Regions from separate parts of the Mus musculus genome. Here region 1 is linked to region 2. A link is a contact called in ENCODE Hi-C or POLR2A ChIA-PET data. All regions are on one chromosome and are shown on one strand. Each heading gives the region's core, a stretch centred on a gene start or an enhancer-like site at or near the end of the contact. The rest is flanking DNA. Distances are from core to core; before and after follow the strand shown. Region 1 overlaps Htra1 (HtrA serine peptidase 1). Region 2 holds the start of Plekha1 (pleckstrin homology domain containing, family A (phosphoinositide binding specific) member 1).

What was found. A loop is a pair of places that touch in the nucleus more often than their neighbours do. ChIA-PET counts read pairs that join two places held with the same protein, here RNA polymerase II (POLR2A).
Region 1: a loop to region 2 is called in a map of gastrocnemius, with 3 times the contacts of the local background. The contact joins the enhancer-like site here to the promoter of Plekha1 in region 2. A Hi-C loop is called at or near these places in 1 of 37 maps with a recorded cell type or tissue (gastrocnemius). POLR2A ChIA-PET finds 5 or more read pairs at or near these places in 1 of 5 experiments (Patski).

The regions. Positions count from the first base shown.
Region 1 is chr7:130,980,855-130,985,092 of GRCm38, forward strand. Htra1 (HtrA serine peptidase 1) reads left to right here. Exons shown (of 9, transcript NM_019564.3): 6 at 803-917; 7 at 1,383-1,440; 8 at 2,806-2,901; 9 at 4,109-4,238. Among named protein-coding and RNA genes, the nearest start is that of Htra1, 47 kb to the left of the region's middle. Within about 2 kb of position 1,742, at least 1 of the 3 ENCODE cell types and tissues checked has a DNase peak (open chromatin) inside an H3K27ac peak, as active enhancers do.
Region 2 is chr7:130,863,926-130,867,589 of GRCm38, forward strand. It overlaps Plekha1 (pleckstrin homology domain containing, family A (phosphoinositide binding specific) member 1), which reads left to right and starts at 1,799. Exons shown (of 13, transcript NM_001346515.1): 1 at 1,799-2,058. Gm5602 (a long non-coding RNA gene) reads right to left here. Exons shown (of 4, transcript XR_869992.3): 2 at 2,222-2,788.

The DNA.
Region 1 (4,238 bases), core at 492-2,991, 120 kb after region 2:
TCAAAGCTGAATGTGGGTGGCACTACCCAGGTGCCCTAATGTCTCTCCTCGTTATTTCTAGTCCTTCTCCTTCCAGCCCTTCTGATTCTCAGACACAGCTCAAATACTTCCCTCGCTCATATGTCTGTGTATATGAGCATTTGCATGTTTGTGGCCCCAAGTGTGTGTGTGTTCATTGGAGGGAGAGGGTGTTGCTGTGCACATGTGTGTATTTGTGCCTGTGGAGGCCCGGGGTTGATGGAGGACCATCTTCATTCGCCTTTCCCCTTAGTCAGTGAGGCAGGGTCTCTCAGTTGAATCCAGAGCTAGGTGCTACTACAGCTGGCTGCTCCAGCCAGCTTTCTCTCGGGGATCTCGCCTCTACCTCTGAGGCTGGAATTACTGCCAGGTCACCACACACACACACACACACACACACACACACACACACACACACACACACACGTGCTTTTATTTGCACGGCAGACACTTTAACCACGTTGCCGTCTTCCCGGCCCACGCTTCTTTTTTATTACTATTTTAATTGTACGCATTTGTGGGTAGAGCCTGGGATGACCAGTCAAGATAGCATCTTTCTCTCAACCTGTTTTTGAAACTCGGCTTCAAACTGTAGCTCAGGCTTGCCAGGATCTCACGGTGATCCTATCTCAGCTACTCCAGAATGCAGGTGCCCTAACGCCTCTCACCACACCTGGCAACACATTTCCAAGTCACCCGTCCTATAGATTTTTCTGCCCTCTTCCAGCCTGTGCCAGCCTCTGACCCTCCTGGAGTTAGTGAGCTGTGTCCCTTGCTTTTTCAGGATGGCGAGGTGATTGGGATTAACACCTTGAAGGTGACGGCGGGCATCTCCTTCGCAATTCCATCCGATAAGATAAAAAAGTTCTTGACAGAGTCCCACGATCGACAGGCCAAAGGTAACTAGAGCAGGGCATTCCGGAGACCTTGGCAGGTTTACACCAGAGGCATAGCTGCCCTTAAGGAATTGGGAGAAGGGAAGATGACAGTTGTGAAGATCAGGCCTTTCAAGCTGAGAATAAATGTTTCCAGGGTGGCGGTGGTGGCGGCGGTGGTGGTTGTGGTGGTGGTGGTTGAACAAAGGGATTCTCATTCCGGACACCCATAGAACACACACAGGGTCATGCCACAGGTTTTGAGTATTTTTTAAAGTGAGAGACATTCCTCACTGTAGATCTGGAACCCAGGCCAGGACTGAACTACAGTTTTTGGGTGCCTTCCCCCCTTCCCCCCTCCCTCCCCGTGGCTCATGCTATAAGGTGGAGCTTTAGAGCTCTGGCTCCTGTCTCCCCACACTCCGGAGGACTGTGCTGACTTACTTTTTTTTTTCCCCCTCTTTCTTGGTCCCTTTGTTGTCACACCAGGGAAAGCTGTCACCAAGAAGAAGTATATTGGGATCCGAATGATGTCGCTCACATCTAGGTGGGTAAACAGGACACATAACTTTGTAAAGACAAATGACCTGTATGTATGTACACTTGGGCTTCACAAGGCTTTGTGGGCATTCTTGAAGAGAAACTATTTCTTTCCTTCAGTCATCACACTGGGGAAGGGGAGGTGTGTGGCCTTGGGCCTCTTTGTGTTGGCAGGTCTGATTCCACCCCTCCCAAGACTCCGCCCTCCTCCCTGAAGGCAGGCCTGAGCATCAGAAGGCTCACTAGCAGGCACACTTTTGTGCCTGCCTCTCTCCACTTATTCTGTTGAAACTCACATTCCAGGAATGCCTCACTGCCCGCCCCAGTGCCCGCCCCAGCCTGGAGCACCGGACTCCCCTGCACACTGGTGTGAGGGTGTGGCTGCAAGAAAGCAGGGGTGGGTCCTGCCTTAGGGTACTGATGACTGATGGACTTGTTTTCCTGAGTGCAGAAGTTGCTGCTTGGGATTGCCAGGCTCATGACATACGGAAGAGGTTCGGGGTGGATGGGGGTGGGGGTGAGGGTACCTTCATGAAGTACAGGAAACAGAATTGACTAGCAAGTCTGAATATCTGAGTCATTCGAGAGGAGGATGTGTTGATAGCGCTGTTTTATTCAATTGTCAAAATATTAAGACATTCCACACAGGTTATGAACAATGGTGCTTTTCTTAGTGTTGCCAAGGATGGGATGGCATGCTGAGATGGAAGTCACACCTCTTGTCTTTGGAAGCTAGGCTATGGAGTCACCTTCCTGGGTCGTTCCCTTAAGCTCTTGTACATCTCAGCTTACTGGGTGCTCAGCACCGTCCCCTTCAGGATGAGGTTAGCAGTGTAGGTGTGCCCACTGTATAGCCATGTACAGCTCAGCTGTGGTGGTGACAACCAACCACAGCAGCAGTCCTGTGCTGTTGCTTAAAGTAGTTCCTTACTATTATTTGGAGTCCTGTTGATGCTGGTAGGCAGGCCATTTTAAAGCAGAGTCAGGGGCTAGGGAGCTGGTTCAGTGGGAAAAGTGCTTACTGTGCTAGTATGAGGATCTAAGTTCAAATCCCCAGGACCCGTGTAAAGCCAGGCAAAGAAGTAGGCGTCTATATTCCTAGTGCTTTCTCTGTGGAGACGGGAGGTAAACAGGAGATTCCCTGTCACAGGCCAGCTAGCCTAGTGTATGCAGCAGCAAACGAGACCCTGTCTCAAACAAGGTGCAAGGCAGGGACTGGAGGTGGTCCTCAGACCTCCATATAAATGTTGTGCTGTGCCAAAGCCTCTAGATGTGTCATGGTCAAGTAGGATCAGAAGACTTCAAGCTGAGTGCTGGCCTGAGAAGATTGTGGGAAGCTAATATTAACACAAGCACGTTTTCTCCCAAGCAGCAAAGCCAAAGAGCTGAAGGACCGTCACCGAGACTTCCCGGATGTGCTCTCTGGGGCATATATCATTGAAGTCATTCCTGACACCCCGGCAGAAGCGTGAGTGTGGAGTTCTCCCTCTTTTTCCTGATAACTGCGTGGTTTGTGGGTCAGGGGGCAGTGTCCTCTTTGTGCTGGCTCAGATGACCATGTGGGCCCTCACTTCCTATCAGCCAGGGCTCCTGACTGCCTTGGGCTCAGGGCTTGTCCACAGAAATATGCTTCTTCCCTTGGGTCGTCTCAGGGGTCATCCATATAGGAGGAGCACTCACTAATGGGCTCGCTGGGAATCCTTAGGAAGCCTGGCTGTAGAGAGAGCTTGATAGCGCAGATTGTCCCTTCACAGAGCCTTCTGTAGCTGTATTTGTGACTAGTGAAGTCGGAGATGCCAACACCTATAGGGAAACTGACCCCAATGACATCAAAACAGTAGAAGCAGCTGAGTTGGAACTTCGGCTTGTTTCCTGGACCCCCTGACATCTAGAGAGAAATAATGTGCTAAAGACCTGCACGTGACGCCCTACGGTCAGACCCGGCCTGATGCCTCTTTGTGAGCTGAGAAAAAAATCAGTTCTTGCATTATTTTTATGGTTGGGGAAAAACATCCAAATGACACTATTTTGTGATACTGTAAATTCTCTGAAGTGCAAATACGCACACATGTTTTATTAGACCACAGCTGTGTCCCCTGACAAGATGACATCTTGTCTGGAGCAATTTTTATGCTGCTGCAGCAGAATTGAATAGCTAAGACACGGAGACCAAATACTCTGCGAAGCTTAAGCTGTTTCCCATCTGGCCCTTTGTGGAAAAAGTCTGTAGACTTGTATTAGAACAAGTCGGACCTTGGTAGCATAGTGATCCTGTCACGTACGAACTAAGGTTCCAGCCACAGCACAGAGGAGTCATCTCTGAATAGAGGCATCCAACATTCCTGGAGGAATCGCTTTCTAAATTACAGTTCCATTCATGAGGAAATTGGCTGTGGTCATAGGATCTGGTGTTTCCTTGTCCCCTCTGAGGACAGTTGATCATAGTTCACACAGATTTCATAGGCATTTCTACAAGGGACATTATTGATTTGGTCTTAAAAAATAATCTCGACAGGAAATGCCATCTTCTCTGCTTGAAGTCATTTCCGTCCGAGGTCTTACCACCATTTCCTATAGCCCCCATTTGTTCTGGACCTTTGGGTTCTAAGCTGTGCCTTTCTCCATGACTGCGAGGAATGGAAAGGGTTAACAGTGTGTTTCCCTTTGCGTTTCAGCGGAGGGCTCAAGGAAAATGACGTCATCATCAGCATCAACGGACAGTCTGTGGTCACTGCCAATGACGTCAGCGATGTCATCAAAAAGGAGAACACCCTGAACATGGTTGTCCGCAGGGGCAATGAAGAC
Region 2 (3,664 bases), core at 549-3,048:
AGCCCGGAGAATACTTCGGCTGTGTGTCATTGGGCAAATTGAATCCCTTCTCTGGTTTCTGTCACTGTGCATACATTTAACTCTCAGTGCCAAATAAGCTTTAGGATTCATTATGTGATTGCACACTGCTTAGTCAAATGGTAACGACAATCAGGAGAATGGCTCTCTCGTCCAACGCAGAGGGGGTTGATAGAGAGGCTCACGGCTTCAGGGTTAGGGATTTCCCATCACGAAAAGACACTGAACTTGAATTTGACTTTTAGATTGTGTTGGTTGAACTTAATTGCTAACTTGATGTGGGGGGTGGGTGAGGGGAGGGGGAAGAGAGGGAGAGGGAGAGGGAGGAAAGAACTCAGGGCATGTCTGTGAGGGAATTTCCAGAGTTTACCTGAGGAGATAAGACCCGTCCTGAATACGGGCCAGATGCGCTCTGACTGACCCTCATTCTTCTGTTACCGTACCTACCCTACCAGGATGAACCATGCAGACCCTCAACCTGTGAGCCAGAATAAGCCCATCCTAACTTAATTGCTTTTCTCTGTTACAGATTTGCAAACAGCCAATTCGTTATGTACATTCTAATCACTCCCAATGGAATCTCCTAGGGCTCCAAGGGCTGAAAAGCCAGGAATTTCTTTCAGATCTTCAAGCCAAGGAAAGTTAGCTCAAAAAACCTGAGAAAATCAGGTGACATTTGGATTTTTATGTGAAAACTTTTTTTAAAACTTCATCTATACATTCAGTTAAATCAGCAAAAGCCCAGTGCATGGGCCAAATGAAAGGGCTGCGCTGGCAACTCTATGGACTCTTTCAACCAGTCTGTAGATAAGGAAAGGAGTCTTCTTGCTCCCACCTGAAGAAGAGCCAGATGGCCCTCAGCAAGGCTGTGTAGCTGAGATTTCTAAGAAGGTAAGGTGCTGATCGTCTTCGATGTTGGAGATTTGAGGTGGAGAGTCAGCACGGGCAGTTTGCCAGTTCTACCCCTCCAGTCTCTCATCTAGCATAGCCTAGTTGTCCCACGTACACGACAGAGGAACCTTGTCATGAGAAAGGTTGATAAAACACTCTCAAGTGAGAGGGCATGATCCCCAGCTGTGCAGGATACAAACCCCCAAACGTTTATTGAGAGCCTCAGTGTGTGTCACTCACTGGGAAAAGTGGGGTATGTAATTCTCTCCCAGTTCTTTTGCATGTTTAAATATCTCACCTTCTTCAGGTTTCAGCTGAAATATCTCTTCCTTAGAGAATGCTGCTGGACAGGACATCCTCTCTGAAGCCTGCCTCCCTATCTCTATCTCTGAAGCTCATTCTTTTCTTCCACTTATTAAAATGTATAAGGATTGTATTTTGTAAAGGGCTAGCTCCCCTTATGAAACACAGGCTCCACGAGGGCAGGGACTTCATACACTGAGGTTGCTCAACAAATAGGCTGAATATTTTAAAATATCTCCTTGAAAGAGTTTTGAGCAATCCTTTTAAATTTCCTTGGCCTCTTGCATTAATACCACTATTTTAAGGATGAGGTGAAATTGCATTTTGAGAAAGAAATGGTTAGGAGCAAAAAACTGGTGCACAACCAGTGAATTTTATGTTTCTTGTACCCACTATGGGACAGCTTGCAAATTATCTGCAAAGGAACCAAACCTATTTTTAAAGATCCCTGTGCCTCGCAGCTCTAGGTGATGACATCAGAGAACCTCTAGTTCCACGTCCTAAGCCGAGCCTCGTGGTCCTCAAAAACTGCAAGCCCCAGGATGCAGCGCGGCATGGGGAACCCAGCGCCCCGCGCGCGGCCGCGAGCCACCACCCTGGAACTAGGAAGACGCCCGATTCCTTTGCCCGCCACGCCGCCGGGCGTGCGCGGAGCCTGTCGGGACTTGTAGTGTTCGCGGTAGGGAGTGCCCGCTCCGGAATCTCAGTCGCTGTCTGGTCTGGTAGAGGCAGCGCGTGCACGCGTGCGCAGTGCGCGGGCGGGCCGTCGTGGGCGCCGCTCCCGGCAGCTGGGTGCCTGAAGGAGCCGGGACCGCGGTGGCGCGGGTGCTCCGGGCGGAGGCCGCGGTAAAGTGGGGCATGAGGTGTGCAGCTCGGGTGTGCGTGTGTGGAAGGGGAAAGCGGGGCGAGGAAGGCAAGGCTGAGGCGGCCACCGGCTGCTGAGGGGGGCGCGGGGCCGCGCCTCCTCGCGCGTCCGCGGGCGCGCGCACCTGGGCGAGGCCGGACTCACCTGTGCGCGGGTTCCTCTGCGCCCGACGCCAGCCCTGCGGGTCCCCGCCAAGGCCCACAGCCCCTGGTGTCCTCGCTGCCGTCGCCGTGGCTCGGCCCCTGTCGGGGATCCCGGTGGCGACGCCTGTCGGAGCGGCGCGCCTCCAGGGCCGTGTCCGCCCCATCCGCGCCGCTCGCTCCCGCACAGCCCGGCTTCCCCGCGTGTGCGGACCGAGAGAGTGGCAGGGTTGGGAGTGCCCTGGCCAAGGTCAGGCGGGTGGGACCCGAGAGGCGCCTGAACTCTGGGTTCGGGACTTGGAAGAGGGCTGCCCTGCTCGGCTTCTGGTTCCTTTCGGATGCTTTCTATTGACCCTCCCGGGAGAGTGTCCGGGGAGAAAGTGGTGTCAGGTTGAAAGCGCCCTGCTGCTGTTCGCGGTGCTCCGCTTTTGGTAGAATCCTCGTTCTGCTCGACACCCAAGCTGAGGCTCCACCGAGGGCCGAGTAAATTCAGAAACTGATGTTGTCTGGGACCGAGTCCCGAGGACAGGTTTAAGGAACAGATACCAGGTAGTTTATGGCATTTCGTTTTCTAGTTCGCCTTCCCGTTCTTTCTAATACTTGCTTGGATGAGTTGGTCGTTATCTATCTTAATAAGATTTTCTGTACTCTTGTGAAGTCGTATTGCCCTTTGTAAATTAGTTTTCTAACCAGAAAAGCTTATTTCCTGTGTGTTTAATGACCGGAACAAATAGCCCACTCCAAGGTTTATACCATTGTCTTAAGACTGTAGAGTGATCTGCTCTCTAGCTTCCAGGCTTTTTACGTTGACGGCCACTGGACGAATCTGTAGCGAAGTTTAGAAGAGTGTTAAGTGACTCAGACGCTTTGGAAGTAAAATGAAAAACCATTTTTAGTTTACAGCTGGAGATGAACTATTATTTCAAAAATAGTAACACGAATTTTGAATACAGTGCGTCTTAGTTTATCTTACCAACAAACTTGTGGCAAACCATTTTCCCTCAAATTTAAATATTCCATATTCTGGACCAACTCTTCTACAGAAAGTTGATTTTCTTCTTTAAGAGCAGAGATAAACAAGAATAGTAAGTCAGCAGAAATCAAATTAATAGCTTATTTTATAGTGTTATAAACCCTACCCTGTGCCAAATGTCAGATTTCTATTGAAAAATAACACTGTTTCAGTGGACATACTGTGAATCTGTGCTTGTAAAGAGTCACTAGCTTGCCACACACAGCAGGGAAGTGATATACATGTTGCCTTCTGTCTCCCTTTATCTTGTTGGCTTCTGGTTTCACTGTTGCTGTTGGGGGGCGGGGAAAGCAGCAGGTTTGTATCTTTTTTTTTTTTGTCTTCTGTTTGGGTTTAGCAGTGTAGCAAAATAGGAAAGACTGTGCTGTGTACATCTGTTTGGCGGAGACTGAGACAGTGGGACAGGATAAGTAT